Linked DNA regions of Homo sapiens: region 1 is linked to region 2. The links are chromatin loops, found by intact Hi-C in ENCODE. Cell type or tissue: Calu3. All regions are shown on one strand. Each heading gives the region's core, and the rest is flanking DNA. Links, peaks and the distances in the headings are about the cores only. Region 1 overlaps LOC124901404 (a long non-coding RNA gene). Region 2 overlaps ALDH8A1 (aldehyde dehydrogenase 8 family member A1).

Region 1 (8,461 bases), core at 261-8,260, 820 kb before region 2:
AAATAATACTTTAGCAAGTTTCTAGGCATTCCTTAATCCAGTCAAGTTAACACCTAAAATTAACCATCACAATAGGTTATATGGTCAACTCTATTATAACCTGAGGTATTGCTAGTTAACAAATTGAGGGAAGAGAAAAGTATACTTTTCTTTATAACAAGGACATAAAACTATATTTAGGAAAAGTATCTTTTGGAAAATTATTAATGATATAAGTTTAAAAAGTGAAAGGTTTGGCTCACATTTAAGCAGACTGTTGAACCAATTAGAACAACTACATTCCTTGAGCATTTCAGTTCATGTTTCTGCAGACTGAGTAAATGAGTCCATTGCATTTGTGGCATGGGTGTTGTCTTAGCCACTCAAGCTACTATAACAAAATGCCATCAGCTGAATGACTTATAAACAACAGATGTTTCTTTCTCAGTTCTGGTGACTGGAAGTTCAAGATCAGAGTGCCAGCAGATGCAGGTTCTAGTGAGGATCTTCTTCCTGGTTGCAGACACTGACTTCCTGTATCATCAAATTATGGAAAGAAAAAAGGTAGGTCATTGGCCTTTCCTTATAAGGTCACTAATCCCCTTCATGAGGGCTCCACCCTTGTGACCTAATTACCTCCCAAAGTCCCACCTCCAAGTACCATCACACTGGAGATTAGATTTCAACATGTGAATTTTGAGGGGAAAAAATATTCAATCTATAACAGGGATCAAAATTCTGTTCTGAACCTCTCTTCCATGTGAGATTGGAACTAGATACAAGTGCTTGTTATTTGTCAAATATTTGTGATATCTTCAACTCATTTCATATTTAGAAGGACAATTTTTCAACAGGTGGAAATGAAATATTTAAAAGTGTGATTTCATAACATCCTAAGTTAAACACAAAGAAATGACTGAGATTGCCAGAGAGCAGGAGCAAATGTTGGTTGTGGGCACACATACTCATTTGTCCATTTTACAGAAACATGTATTGTTATCTTCGTGTGGATGTCACAAAGTAGAAGTCTGATAGAATATCTTTTGCCAAGTTGACTTTTGATCCTGACTACTTTGGAGTCAGTTATGTCCAGGTCCTTATCATCACAGCTGTTCATAATTACAGCATCCCAATTAGTCTCTCTTCTCCAGTCTATCCCCAAACTAATCCATCCTATAGATTGCCAGAAGGCTAATTGTCCTAGAACAGCGTCATGTGCCATATTGCATTGTTTTGGTCAATGACGGACCTCATATGCAACAGTGGTTCCCTAAGATTATAATGGAGCTGAACAATTCCTATTACCTAGTGACATTGTAGCACAACACATTACTCACATGTTTGTGGTTATGCTGGTATAAACACGCCTACTGAGGCCCGGCGCGGTGGCTCACGCCTGTAATCCCAGCACTTTGGGAGGCCAAGGCGGGCAGATCGAGACCATCCTGGCTAACACAGTGAAACCCCGTCTCCACTAAAAATACAAAAAATTAGCCAGGCGTGGTGGCAGGCGCCTGTGGTCCCAGCTACCCGGGAGGCTGAGGCAGGAGAATGGCTTGAACCCGGGAGGCGGAGCTGGCAGTGGGTGGAGATCGTGCCACTGCACTCCAGCCCGGGCGGCAGAGTGAGACTCCATCTCAAAAAAACAAACAAACAAACAAACAAAAAAACCACACCTACTGAGCTGTCAGTCATATAGAATATAGTACCAACAATTATGTACATTCAGTACATAATGATTGATAAGGATAACAAATGACTATGTTACTGGTTTATGTATTCATTATACTATACTTTTTATTGTTATTTTAGAATGTACTCTTACTTTAAAAAAAGTTAACTATAAAACAGCTTCAGGCAAGTCCTTTAGGAGGTATTATAGAAGAAGGCACTGGTATAAGAAATGGCAGCTCCAGGCCAGGCGCAGTGGCTCACGCCTGTAATCCCAGCAGTTTGGGAGGCCGAGGTGGGTGGATCACCTGAGGTCAGGAGTTTGAGACCAGCCTGGCCAACATGGTGAAACCCTGCCTCTATTAAAAATATAAAAATTTAGCTGGGTGTGATGACACACGCCTGTAATCCCAGCTACTTGGGAGGCTGAGGCAGGAGAATTGCTTGAACCCGGGAGGTGGAGGTTGCAGTGAGCCAAGATCATGCCATTGTAGTCCGGCCTGGGCAGCAGAGCAAGACTCTGTCTCAAAAAAAAAAAAAAGAAAAGAAAAGGTAGCTCCATGCATGTTATTGCTCCTGAAGACCTTCCAGTGGGACAAGATGTGGAGATGAAAGACAGTGACATCAATGATCCTGACCCTGTCTAGGCCTAGGCTATTGTGTGTGTTCATGTCTTAATGCTTAATAAAATGTTTAAAGAGTAAAAAATAAAAATAAAACAATTTCAAAATAGAAAAAGCTTATAGAATAAAAATACAAAGAAAGAAACTATTTTTATACTACTATACAATGCGTTTGTGTTTTATGCTGCGTTACCTACAAAAAAGTCTAAAACTTTTATGAAATAAAAATGAGTAAGCTAATGTTAACTTATTACTGAAGAAATAATAATAATAATAAATAATTGAAGAAAGAAAAATATATTCTGGCCAGGTGCAGTGGCTCATATCTGTAATCCCAGCACTTTGGGAGGCCAAGGCAGGCGGATCACCTCAGGTCAGGAGTTTGAGACCAGCCTGGCCAACACAGTGAAACCCCATTTCTACTAAAAATACAGAAATTGGCCAGGTGCGGTGACTCACGCCTGTAATCCCAGCACTTTGGGAGGCCAAGGTGGGTGGCTCACAAGGTCAGGAGTTCGAGACTAGCCTGGCCAACATAGTGAAACCCCATCTCTACCAAAAATACAAAAACATTAGCTGGGCTTGGTGGCGAGCGCCTGTAATCCCAGCTACTCGGGAGGCTGAGGCAGGAGAATTGCTTGAACCTGGGAGGCGGAGGTTGCAGTGAGCTGAGATTGTGCCATTGTACTCCAGCCCGGATGACAGTGCAAGACTCCATCTCAAAATAAATAAATAAATAAATAAATAAATAATAAGAATACAAAAATTAGCCGGGTGTGGTGGTGCACCTCTGTAATCCCAGCTACTCGGGAGCCTGAGGCACAAGAATCGCTTGAACCCAGGAGGTGGAGTTTGCAGTAAGCTGATATAGGGCCACTGCACTCCAGCCTGGTGGGCAACAGAACAAGACTGTGTCTCAAAAAAAAAAAAAAAAAAAAAAAGAAGAAAAATATATTTTTATAAATGTAGTATAGCCTAAGTGTACAGTGTTTATAATGTCTACATTAGTGCATGGTAATGTCATTCCTAGGCTTTCACCTTCACTCACCACTCACTCACTGATTCACCCAGAGCAACTTCCAGTCCTGCCAGCTCCATTCGTGTAAGGGCCCTATATAGTGTACCATCATTTTTATCTTTTCTTCTGTATTTTTGCTGTACTTTTTCTATGTTTAGATATGTGTAGACACACAGATACTTACCATTGTGTTACAATTGCCTACAGTATTCAGTATAGTAACATGCTGTACAGGTTTGTAGCCTAGGAGGAATAGGCTATACCATATAATCCAGGTGTGTAACAGGCCATACCATCAGTCTGTATAAGTGCACTCTATAATGTTCAAACAACTATGAAATCACCTAATGACACATTTCTCAAAACATGTTCCTTTGGTTAAGCGAGACATGACTGTACTAGTTCTATCATCAGTTCCCTGCTCAAAAACATTCAGAGCTCCCCCTGGTCATTAAAAGAAATTCTGGAATCACACCTTTGAATGACTTTCCAGGTGTTACCTTAGTTGCTATATCCTGTCTCTCCCTAAACTCTTATGGCTCTACTATTGATAGTTTTTATTTTAACATTTGGTCATATACCAGCTTTGTATTGCTACTTAATTTATTCTTGGTTGTAGATCTAATTTTTTTTATGATGGAGTTTCACTCTTGTTGTCCAGGCTGGAGTGCAGTGGCATGATCTCAGATTACTGCAACCTCCACTTTCCAGTTTCAAGTGATTCTCCTGCCTCAGCCTCCCGAGCAGCTGGGATTACAGGAGCCTGCCACCATGCCTGGCTAATATTTGTATTTTTAGTAGAAATGGGGTTTCACCATGTTGGCCAGGCTGGTCTCGAACTCCTGACCTCGTGATCCACCCACCTTAGCCTCCCAAAGTGCTGGGATTACAGGTGTTAGCCACTGTACCCAGCCGACAGATCTAATTTTTTTAACAGAATTGAAAGATCCATGGTGATAATGTCCACTTTTTTTCTTCTTAAGCACAGGTGGCTTATACCTGAGCTGAAAGACTAAATTCCTTGAGCATGGGAATTAATCACTTTGTCCACAGAATCTAGGAAAGCATTTGATACCAAATTCCTGCTCAATAAAGTATTGAATTGAATGAATTAGGACAGGTGCTTGGTACGTGAGTTGAATAATTCACCTTTCTTCCAGCAGATGTCGCTAACTTTCAGGCTTAAATTTAAGGCTTTAATAAATAAGGCATTACATTTAAAACTTAGCTTAACTATTAAACTGATATTTATATTTTCAAACTGTAAATTTCTTCCTTGTGTTATTGTAAACTTCTGGAATTCCTTTTGCTATGCTTTTAGGAGTACTTCTTTGGCCAGTCTCCAATGGGTTCATTTCCTTCTGATTTTTTTTCCAAGCAGTGTTTTGCTTGCTGTACTCACAGATGATGAAGGTGGTTGTAATAGCAATGGCTGACAACGTGCTGGATGCAGGGCTAAGCGCTTCATGTGCATTATCTCACTTGAGATTCCTATAGCACCCCTGTGAGGTAGGAACTGTTATCACCCCTATTTTACTGTTGAGCAAACCGGGGAACATGAAGTAACTTAGTCAAAAGTCTCACAGCTTCAAGGTGACAGAATCAGAATTCAAACTTCAGAATTTTAACAATTTCAGCATGTTGTCATTAAGCTTTTTTCTGTTTCATTACACAGTTTTTGTAAACATCATTTTGCTAAACTTTTAACCTGGGTGCCAACGTTTGCTTATCACTAATAATATGTTTTGCAAATTAATAATAAAGTGAATTTTTTTAACATGTTCACTTTCTTCAGTGAAAATCTCAAAGAGTGGGCTTGTGCCCTTCACGTTTTCTGATTAGCATCTCTCATGCGTATTAGATTGGTACATTCTTTTTAACTAGAAAAATGGATGTTTGAACTTAAAAAATTTAAAACCCAAGCTTCTCTCTCACATCTAAACTGTATTCAAAATGCTTGATGAAGTTTTTTTCATCAAAGGCATATCTTTAAAAAGAACTCCTGCAAAACAGCGAGCACAACCCAGCACAGAGAAGTGCTCTGTAAGTGCTACCTATTAAAATTATTACTATCTTCATCTATATGGAAGCAAACAAAAAGATCAGAAAGAAAGCTATCAAGAAGATAAAAGAGATTGTTTAGGGCTATGGTGAACATTTATTATTTTTATCTGACCGACTTTTTTTTTTTTCTTGTACAGATGGGGTCTTGGTATGTTTGCCAAGGCTGGTCTTGAACTCCTGGCCTCAACTGAGCCTCCTGTCTTGGCCTCCTAAAGTTCTGAGATTACAGGCATGTTCCATTGTGCCCAGCCCCACTCAGTGTTTTTTCCTATCTGACTTTGGGAACAGTATTGTTCCTTATTTTGAGGACTTCTCCCATACACTGATTCTATGAGCTTTGGGGCAGCTGCCAATCATGGAATTGTGCTGTCCTGGCCACCCAGGTGGACATGTGATCCAGCCAGGCCAGGCTCAGCACTTCCTCAAGATTAATTGATCTGATATTCGGAGGAAAAAGTCCTTCCTCTCCTTTAAGGAAAATTAAGCAAAAGGAAACTAAATAAATTTTCTAAAAGCAGATATTTGCCAATCCGTGTTGAAAAAAATAGATCTATATTTCACAGCATTTACAAAAATTCCAAACGAATCAAAAGACTTAACAAACCTATTAAAAGAAAACAAAAAGGAGAATATACTTAAGAGTAGACCTTCTAAAACATTATAAAAATGCTAACGCCTTAAAAAATGGTGAATAAATGCCATTTTATCAAATTTCTGAACTTTTACATAACATCATTGCAAATAAGTTTAAAAGACAACTAGAAGACTGGGAGGAAATATTTGTAACATATATAACAATCAATGTTATTTATTTATTTATTTAGAGACAGGGTCTCCCTCTGTCACCCAGGCTGCAGTGCAGCGGTGCAATTATGATTTACTGCAGCCTTGAACTCCAAGGCTCAAGTGATCCTCCTAACCTCAGCCTCTGGAGTAGCTGGGACAACAGGTGTGTGCCACCATATCTGGCTAATTTTTGTAGACATAGGGTCTTGTTATGTTGCTTAGGCTTGTCTCGAACTCCTGGACTCCCACCTTGGCCTCCCAAAGTGCTGAGATTACAGGTGTGAACGACCATGCATGGCAATGGATTAATATCAAAATCAGCAAAGAACTCATAATCCATAAATAAGAGAAAAACGAGAATAAGAATAGACAATTCACAGAAGAGGTGGTATAAATGCTGAACAAACATATAAAAGATGCTCAACCTTGCCGCTTATCAGAGTGATACCAAACATAAATTTTTATGAAAAGTTCTATGAAATGAAATAAAATACCATGCCTGTGTCACCCATAATATTAAAAAAAATTCAAAATTTGATAATATTAATTGTTAGAAAGTATACTTGTAAAGGGACTTTCTCATACACTATTGGTGGTAGTAAAAATTTCATAACATTATAGAGTGCAATTTTAAAATGTAGTACTTGGCCTGGCACGGTGGCTCATGCCTGTAATTCCAGCACTTTGGAAGGCTAAGGTGATCCACCTGAGGTCAGGAGTTCGAGACCAGTCTGGCCAACATGGTGAAACCCTGCCTCTACTAAAAATACAAAATAAAAAAAAAAATCAGCTGGGCATGGTGGCAGGTGCCTGTAATATCAGCTACCAGGGAGACTGAGGCAGGAGAATTGCTTGAACCCGGGAGGAGCCGAGATCCTGCCACTGCACTCCAGCCTGGGTGACAGAGTGCAACTGTCTCAAAACAAAACAAACAAAAACTACATATACATATAACTATAGATAAACATAATATACTACAGATGATAGAAATATAAACATAAATGTGATGCACCCTAAATGATAAATGCCAAGCTAGTAGTAACCATCTCTGATGAGAGATTAGGATTAGGGATCATCATTAAGAATAATTTTAAATTCATCTGAACTGCTTGACTTTTTATAATGAAAATATATTCATTTAGTGCTTATATACTTAAAAATAAATAATTAAAAAGAAAGTACTGAATGTGGGTTTTCATTTAGTTTCTAAAGAGACTGACTGCATTCTTGAAACTAGATCGGGTCAAATGTGGGTACAGCACGGCTCCTCCATCTGTCTTCCCTTGCTTCCCCTCTACTCCCTCTGCGTTGCTAAGGATTCTCTTGTTGACATCTGCTTATCCCAGATTCTTCACTATGACTTTCTAAACTCTCCAATCTTCTAAACCTCATCAAAGTTTACCCATTCTTTGAGCCAGTTCTTCAGGTGATTACCTAATATGATAAATTAATTCCCTATAAATTATGATAATAGTGTTGCATATTATATCTCACAGATAAATTGTTTACTTTTACCAGGAATCTTTAATACATTATTTTTTTAATTTATGTATTTATTTTGTCGAGACAGGATCTCCCTGTGTTGCCCAGCCTAGTCTTGATTGAATTTCTGGCTTTAAGTAAAGTGATCTTCCTACCTCGGCCTCCTAAAATACTGGCATTATAGGTGTGAGCCACTGTGCCAGACCTTGGTACATTGTTTTAAAGAAAAGATGAATGGTGACCATTTTAGGAAAGTCAATGTGAAATATACGTAAGAGAAGAGAGATTTTTAGAACCTCTTCATCAAATTATAGAGGGTCTACCTTCCATATTTATAAATGACCTTCATCTTATTGACTGTCAAGGTTTTTAAAACTCATTTATATGTTGTCATAAAATTTGCTAAGATATTATTATATTATCTGTGATCACTATAAATGGAAGACAGTTATTTTGCAAATTCTACATATTTCCTTAGTTTTTCAGTCTTTAAGATAGGGGGAGTTTGAGTAAGCTGTAGAATGTATATTTATTATTTCAATGTGAATAAGAATCTTCTTGAGATTCCTTCAAGAGACTTAAAGCAGTACTACTTTACAATAAATATAATTGACAGCTTTTTTCAAATGCTTCGTATGAGCCTTCTTACATTCCAAAACATCTGCATGCCCCAGTAAAAGTGCATTGGAAAGGTTCGAAATAAGCTAATAGTTTAAAGTAATTGCTGGTGAGATCATTTAATACAATTAAAACTTTAAAATTAATTGATTATTCTTATTTTAATTTAAAGCAGACACATAAATCTATTAAAAATTCACAGCTGGCCAGGCGTGGTGGC
Region 2 (8,461 bases), core at 339-8,338:
CATGCCTGGCCAAAGCACCACTTCTAAGCATTGCATCTCTTTACCCAACATGCACATTTGTTGAAATCTAGCTTAGGTCAGTCCTGGATTGTAGGTCACTGTCAGAGGAGTGGCTGGCACCATGTGAGAGCACCCCAGCTTTGGGTTGGGGCAAAGGAAAGTGTGGAAGGAGAGGATCCCCCTCAGTAGGTGATGCGACGAAACAAGGACAAGTCTCCCACAGTTTCCTGGGTAGGGCCCCACATCTCCACCAGTGATGGGGCATGCATGTGGGTGGATGGGGTGTGGGGCAGGAGGGGGTGGACTGTTAGGCTTTATCAATCCTGAAGGCAAAAAATGAATGGAATCACTGCTAATGTTCAGAGTAGCATTTTAACTGAGGGTGAGAGAGAATGCGGAAGCACTGCATATTTATCCCCACAGTAAAATGCGCTCACTGCGGCAGCGGATTGCTTTCCCCACGACAGTATTATCATTTTGACTACATTCCCTTGGGCTTGGATGCTAATGTCAGCTGGCCATTATTTCTCAGTACCATTTTGACATTTTATCCAGAAATTAATGGAATTTTTCTTGAGATGTCTGCCCTCTAACCTTGAAGAGATTCTGGTGATAAGAGAAGGAAAGCAGTTTAACTGACAAATAGCAATTTAGCAAAACTCAGGGGAGGTGGCTAACAGACAAGTTAGGAACAGACGAGAACAGACTAGAAGGAAACCCCTCAAATGTAGGGGCTTGGCAGGGTGGCAACAAGAAAAATTTTAGGCTTAAATAGAGCACACACACACACCCACCTACACACACACATCTCCTGCTCCACACACACACCTAATGGGAAGGGCCAGGAAAACGCAGTCAGTGGGCACTCCAGGAATGAGGGCAAATTTCCAAGAAGAAATGACTATTCCAGGAATCCCACAGAAGTATTCACTGTGTCATCTTAAAAATGAGTTTATTTTAAAGGAAGTTTATCTGTCAAGTCTGTTTAAATGCCCAGGACTAGAGGAGCTAACTCTTTAAACATCCAGAACGAATTAGTTATTTTCGCTTTTCCCTCCCCTACTAAAAGCTTCTCTTACGTTGCTCTAAAGCAGATGACACAGATGTGGTTCGCATTCCTTCCAATCCCAGTGGAGAAACTGAGGGCTCAAGAGAGGAGCAAGGTGAACATGACCCCCTCTATATTTGTCAGGGGAGGAAGTTTCAGCCCATGGAGGAAAGAGGAGAAGGGCTGTCTTAGTTTAATGGGCTTACTAGTTCCCAAGAAATAAAATCAATGCTGTGCAGAGATGGAAACAGAAACTGTCATGCAGGCCAGGTTCAGGGCAGACTGGCTGGGAAAGATAACTCATCATCTATCCAGACGTTCTTGGTCTCAGGAGAGAGTGGTTAAGGGAACACGGCTCTGCACGCCACCCCTGCCTCCAAATCCCAGTAGAGGGCAAGCCCCAGGCCTAGTCCACTCTGGGGAACCTGCAGTCACCAGGCAGGGAAGAAGTATGTCGCGCCTTTGCAGACACCACAGACCTCATTTTACAAAGAATGGGATTAGACTGTGAGGTCTTTTGTAGGGGAGGAACATGGGAAGGGTCGGCACATTTAAATGATATACCCCGCCCCACCCCCTCCACCTCGAAGCCTGGGAGCTCCATAGATGACAAATCAGAGTCCTAGGCTGGGAGGCCTCATTCCTCTGGAGGACCCTGGGATCGTAAGGCCCAGTGCCGTTCCCTAAACAGCCTCAGTTTTGAGCCTTCATCTTCCTCGTGGAGTAAAGAACTGGCTAGGGTTTACTGGAAGTTAATGTGTATGTCTGTGCTTCTAAGAAAGGTGTTCCGAAGCGGGAGAGAGGGACGGACTCTTACCCACCGGGCATTCTGTGGATACAGGAGAGCCCAGCAGTGCCTCTCTATGGGCTGAAAGGCAGCAAGGAGACCAACTAGAAAGACAGTGAGTCTGTCTCCCCCACCCAGCACTCCTGCCCTGGCCGTGGGGTGACATAGCAAAAAGACCTCACATTAAGGGGACTTCTCACAGGAGGGCTGCTGGGGTCTCCTGCCTGCTGCCTTCAAACAGTGCCAGCCTGTGCCTGTGCGGAGCTACAGCCCAGAACAAAACCAGGAGCGCATCCTGAATGCGGCCAATAAACTATTAGCAGAAAAAGAACAAGGAGCAAACGTGTGAACCTTGATATGCTAGGAAGAGGCCATATTGTATTAGCTTTCCAGTAGCAGTCCCAAAGGCAGGAAAAACTGAAGGATGTATATTTAGATCTCTTGAAATCGGGCTACTTCTACTAGGTATTCTATAGCCAAGCAAACTGTAGGTGTACCTAGCAATATTCTTATTGTCATCAGGATTAACTTGTGATTCAAGATTTTATTTTATTATTATTATTATTATTTTATTTTTTAATTTATTTTTTTGAGACGGAGTCTCACTCTGTCGCCCAGGCTGGAGTGCAGTGGTGCAATCTCGGCTCACTGCAAGCTCCGCCTCCTGGGTTCATGCCATTCTCCTGCCTCAGTCTCCCAAGTAGCTGGGACTACAGGCGCCCGCCACCACGCCCAGCTAATTTTTTGTATTTTTAGTAGAGACGGGGTTTCATCGTATTAGCCAGGATGGTCTCGATCTCCTGACCTCGTGATCCACCCACCTCAGCCTCCCAAAGTGCTGGGATTACAGGCGTGAACCACCACACCTGGCCCCAACTTAAGATTTTAATTGACTCTCTGGAGCAGGCAGGTGTCTTTGATTTGATGGGGCTGTTTAAGTCTGCGTCACTATTGTGCTGCCAGTCGCCCACCCTGGGGAGTGGAACTTGCCTGCAGTAGCACCGTTCTGGTGTTGAAGACAGGAAGCAGGGTGAGGGAACCCTGTGGGTGGAGGGGATTTCCCAGACAAGGATCAGAAAGACAAAGCCCATGATGTCACTGGAATCGATTGTGCTGCTGAGTGGAAGATTTCTATAAACTATAGGTTTGCTCCAACTCTGTGCCTGCCCCCCAACCCCAACACCTAATTACCTGCTTTATCCAGGAGTTTGCACAACATCCACGCAGTCACTGAAGTCAGCTCACTGGGCTTGGCTATCACAGTGTTCCCTGCAGCCATCGCTGGAGCTATCTTCCAGGTCAGCAAGTAGAGTGGCAAATTCCAGGGGCTGATCAGACCAGCTAAGGGATGAGAGCAGAAGCACTGCCTGTGACGGCATACCCCTCTGAGGTGGACTGGCCAAGTGGGGTTATTAACGCAAAACTCCTTCATGCTGCAGAAAACTTAGCTTACTCTTCTAACTTCTTCCCAAGCTTTGCTTATTTGTAGCCACTTTCAGGGAAATAATTCTAAAATATATTCCAAGCAACTGTATCTTTTAAAACAGAGTAAAGTCAATATGATTTCCCCATTTCTTGGCAGTTCATGATTATGAACAACAGCAATATAAACTCCAGAGCTAAAGAGTTGTCACCTATCATATACCCAAAGAAATATAAATCATTCTATTATAAAGATACATGCACGCGTATGTTCATTGCAGCACTTTGCTATTCACAATAGCAATAGCAAAGACATGGAATCAACTCAAATGCTCATCAATAATGGATTGGATAAGAATATGTGGTACATATACACAATGGAATACAATGCAGCCATAAAAAGGAACGAGATCATGTCCTTTGCAGGCACATGGATGAAGGTGGAAGCCATTATCCTTAGCAAAGTAACACAGAAACAGAAAACCAAACACCTGCATGTTCTCACTTATAAGTGGGAGCTGAACAATGAGAACACATGGACACAGGGAAAGGAACAACACACAGCAGGCCCTGTCAGGGGAGAGTCGGGGGGAAGAGCATTAGGATAAAGAGCAAATGCATGCTGGGCTTAATAGCTAGGTGATGGGTTGATAGGTGCAGCAAACCACCATGGCACACGTTTACCTATGTAACAAACCTGCACGTCCTGCACGTGTACCCTGGAACTTCAAAAAAAAATAAAAAATAAAAAAACAGTTGTCACCTGTCACTAAACAGTTCCAGAATGTGACGCATTTTGAGATTTATAGACTGAGCTTTACTTTTTCAAAAATGTCTCCTTCCCCATTATTTTAACGGTCTGGCTGTTATTTCTTCTAACATGTTTCTTTACCTTTACTTCAAATCTGTCATGGGTTGAGACATAAAATCTCAAGCTTTATATAATTATTCATAAAATAGGGGCCAATGAGTTCTGAGTGTTCCATGTGAGGGCCCTCCTATCAGTAAAGCCAATAACCTTTGGTGCATGGACTGTGACATCCATTTTGGCTATTTAGAATATTTTTAAATAAAAATTCTCTCTAGATTGTCACTTGTATCCTGACCAGATAGATTTGCTGGATGAGTAACGTAACCAGCAGCTAGAATGTGTCTCCATGCAATATTCTGAACCTATCCAGGTTTCCAATCACAAAACAAACAAATATAAAAATCTACCTTCTGAAAGGAAATTGATTCACCTTATTTTATACTCTTCCCTCAAGCCTGTGCTATGAAAGTAAATGCATCTTTTATATTATTAAATTTCCCACTGAAAAATCCATTCTTTAGGGGATAAAAATATTTTTGCAGCAAAATATATTAGCACACTTCCTAGGAGGAGGTAGAGCTTTCCACAATGCCTTGAAAACATAATTTCTGAAGGTTTCAAGTAACCAAAGCAATGAGATGTCCCAATTGTTTTCCTTTTAGCTTATATTCATAAAATGTAATAAGCTAAAAAGATGATTTTTTTCTCCGAGGAAACAGTGACATCTGGTGGAAGGTTTTAGTCATCACAGACATTTATTTATACGTTCTTCCAAAGGTCAAGAGGCAAAGGAATGCATGAAGTAAGATAATTCTCAGTAGAGGCTTATTTATCACACACCTGGCACCATACTACATGCCCTACACTTATTAATTTATTTAATGTACATAAATAGTTCTTTCTTTTTTTTTTCTTTTGAGACAGAGTCTCGATCTATCACCCAGGCTGGAGTGCAGTGGCACCATCTCAGCTCACTGCAACCTCCGACTCCCAGGTTCAAGTGATTCTCCTGCCTCAGCCTCCCAAGTAGCTGGGACTACAGATGCATGCCACCACGCCCGGCTGGGTTTTTTTGTTTTGTTTTGTTTTGTTTTTTTGAGACCGAGTCTCACTCTTGTCGCCCAGGCTGGAGTGCAATGGCACAATCTCAGCTCACTGCAACCTCGGCCTCCTGGGTTCAAGCAATTCTCCCTGCCTCAGCCTCCCAAGTAGCTGGGATTACAAGTGCCCGCCACCACATCCAGCTAACTTTTTGTATTTTTAGTAGAGATGGGGTTTCGCCATGTTGGCCAGGCTGGTCTCGAACTCCTGACCTCAGGCGATCCGCCAATCTTGGCCTCCCAAAGTGCTGGTATTACAGGCATGAGCCACCGCGCCCGGTGAATTTTTGTATTTTTAGTAGAGACGGGGTTTCACCATGGTGGCCAGGCTGATCGAATTCCTGACCTCAGATGATCCTTCTGCCTCAGCCTCTCAAAGTGCTGGGATTACAGGCGTGAGCCACTGCGCCCAGCCTGATTTTTCCTTTTTTAAATATAAGTAGAAAAAAAAATCCTGGCATGTGAATTTACATATTTACTCTTAGCATCATTCTTTTCCCTATGATTTTCCAGATAAGTCATGAACATGAGGCCTGGCGTGGTGGCTCACGCCTGTAATCCCAGCACTTGGGGAGGCCGAGGCGGGAGGATAACTTGAGGTCAGGAGTTTGAGATCAGCCTGGCCAACATGGGTGAAACCCTGTTTCTACTAAAAACACAAAAATTAGCCGGTGTGGTAGCTCGCACCTGTGGTCCCAGGTACTCAGGAGGCTGAGACTAGAGAATCACTAGAATCCGGGAAGCAGAGGTTGCAGTGAGCCGAGATCATGCCACTGCACTCCAGCCTGGGCGACAGAGCAAGACGCTGTCTAAAAAGAAAAGCAGGGAATTTGACACAAAGAAAATAAACTAGAAATAGATCTTTGAGGCCAATGGATTTTAGAAAAGAAAAATATCAGCTCTTCCTTTTCTTTAACCTGTTCCTTGAGGACAATGCCATAGAATGTTGTGAGCATCTGCAAGCATAACCGGGAGGTGGGCTCTCACTGAACAGCACTCACCGACTCCCACCGGGGCCCGCACCGTGTAGTGCATGCAGCCCAGGTGGTCCATCTGCGTGCACTCTGACGTGTGGTGCAGGCTGGAGGAAGCGAAGAACCTGAAGTTCTGCACAGACCGGGGAATGTCCATGGTTCTTGCCAGTGCTAAGGTTTTCCCTGTAAGAAGCAAACAACATAAAGCACTATCAGCTAATGGGGACACTCTATCCATCAGCTTCCACTGCCCACGCGTCCCAACTCACACTGAAACAGCCTGGATTCCTTCTAGCCCGGGGCAGGCATTCCTTGACCTCACAAAGACTTGATCATGGTTTGATAAAACCATACAATATTTAGGTATAAGGTTGGAAACTGAGGTGGGGGGTTAAAATTGAGTCAATAATCTTTGTTCTGTGAACTGAACACATCATTCTCATCACCAGTTTGCCAGATGCTACCACTTCACCCACACAAACTCTTGCAATTCAAAATCACCAGGCTTTGTACCTGCGACAAAGGCATTGAAATACGGGTGTTAGGACAGTTGTAATTGCACAGCACAAAACGAAACACTTTTATACACATGTAATGTGTATTTCATGACCTCCCCACACATGGTAGAGTCATCAGAAGAGCGGCTGGGAATGCCCTGGCACGGGATGCTGTGTGGCACCTGCTTGCCCATCACATGCCCTGCACGTCCTAGCTCCTGGATGGAACAGAAAGAGAAACAGAAGCTTACCTAGACTGCTACTGAGTTCTCTTTAGCGATGCAGGGAGCCTGGCCAGGAACACCAGCAGAGAACTATTTTCTTTTTAAGGGCTTGGACTCAGGCTGCTTTCTGATTTTTGATTGGTTTATGGCACACATGTAATTTTTAAAACTCTTGGCTTATCTTAACAGATATTCTTGCAAAAATTTACAAATATTTACTCCATTACTCTGACCTCTGGGAAAGAGTGGGAAAAAAAAATGAGATGTGTCGGGAGTGGAATGGTGACTGACATATCAGAAAACATCCTAAATAATCTGACTGCATAACTGCTTTTCAAATTATCTTTGCTTTGAAATTCTCTGCTTAGAATGAGTAGGAGACTGCATGATCAGCCCTAGTTCTTCATCTCTCCCTATATCCATGCCCTTTGCTGTATATATTTGCACTTCCTTTCATCCAATGAACAGAGTATATTTCTTTGCCCCTCAGCTTTTGGATCCAGCCATGTGACTTTCTCTGGCCATCTGAATGAGACAGGGCTGGGCCAGCCACAAGTCCTGGCCTTCCCAGGCCTGGAGCAGGGGAGGGTTTGCTCTCCACTTCTACTATTGCCAGAGGAGCAGGCACATGGGCTGGCCTGATGGCCCCAAGAGGGATAACATGAATAATCAGAGATGCCCTGAGTCCCATGTTACAGTTAAGAGGCAACTCTCACCTTGGTCTTTAGACTCGGCCTGGGCAAACTCCTCCAGGGACTGCTCCAGCAAATCCGCCACCTGGTTCAGGACCCGTGAGCGCTCCTGGGGGCTGCGGGATGACCAGCTGGGAAAGGCTTCTCTGGCGGCCTTGACCGCGGCTTCGATCTTTGAGGAGCAAATGGGAGAAAGGGTCACCTTAAAGCTGTTAGTCCTTGGGGGATGGACAAAACCAGAATCCTCAGGTCTCCACACACCTCATTTTTGTTTTGTTTTGTTTTGTTTTTTAGATGGATTCTCACTCTGTAGCCCAGCCTGGAGGGCAGTGGCGCAATTTTGGCTCACTGCAACCTCTGCCTCCGGGGTTCAAGTGATTCTCCCACCTCAGCCTCCTGAGCAGCTGGGATTACAGGCATGTGCCACCATGCCCAGCTAATTTTTGTATTTTTTAGTAGAAAGGGGGTTTCACCATGCTGACCAGGCCGGTCTTGAGTTCCTGAATACAAGTGAACCACTCGCCTCGGCCTCCCAAAGTGCTGGGATTACAGGTGTGAGCCACTGCACCTGGCCCACCCTAATTTTGAATATTCAACATGTCCCAGTGCTGAGCCACCCACAAAGTAGATGACACAGGTGTTTACATGACCAGCAAAGGAGGGGTACCATAGAAACAAAGAAACGCGCTCCATTTCAACCAATGCATCCTGAATGTAGTAATCAGATCATTAGAAAGAAGCTATTTGAATTTTAACATATGTACATTTTCAATCACTTCAGAAACTAGAATTTTTAAAAATATTGTGGGCCAGGAGTGGTGGCTCATGCCTGTAATCTTAGCACTTAGGGAGGCTGGGTTGGGAGGATCGCTTGAGCCCAGGAGTTTGAGACCAGCCTGGTCAACA

The links. Hi-C counts contacts between places; a loop is a spot of excess contacts. Peaks named below come from ENCODE experiments on the same cell type or tissue, not always from the same donor. Only the 100,000 strongest peaks of a DNase experiment are listed, where the experiment ranks them.
Region 1: a loop joins it to region 2, with 15 times the contacts of the local background. A loop is called at or near these places in 39 of 110 quality-filtered maps.

Annotation. Positions count from the first base shown.
Region 1 is chr6:134,119,324-134,127,784 of GRCh38, forward strand. LOC124901404 (a long non-coding RNA gene) reads left to right here. Exons shown (of 3, transcript XR_007059774.1): 3 at 428-2,110. Among named protein-coding and RNA genes, the nearest start is that of SLC2A12, 71 kb to the left of the region's middle. In Calu3, for the core only: a CTCF peak has its summit at 4,470 (motif pointing right); a DNase peak (open chromatin) is centred at 4,458.
Region 2 is chr6:134,936,240-134,944,700 of GRCh38, forward strand. It overlaps ALDH8A1 (aldehyde dehydrogenase 8 family member A1), which reads right to left. Exons shown (of 7, transcript NM_022568.4): 2 at 7,580-7,727; 3 at 6,170-6,325; 4 at 3,027-3,176. Among named protein-coding and RNA genes, the nearest start is that of ALDH8A1, 9.6 kb to the right of the region's middle. In Calu3, for the core only: CTCF peaks have their summits at 4,826 (motif pointing left) and 5,026; no DNase peak of the experiment used is centred there.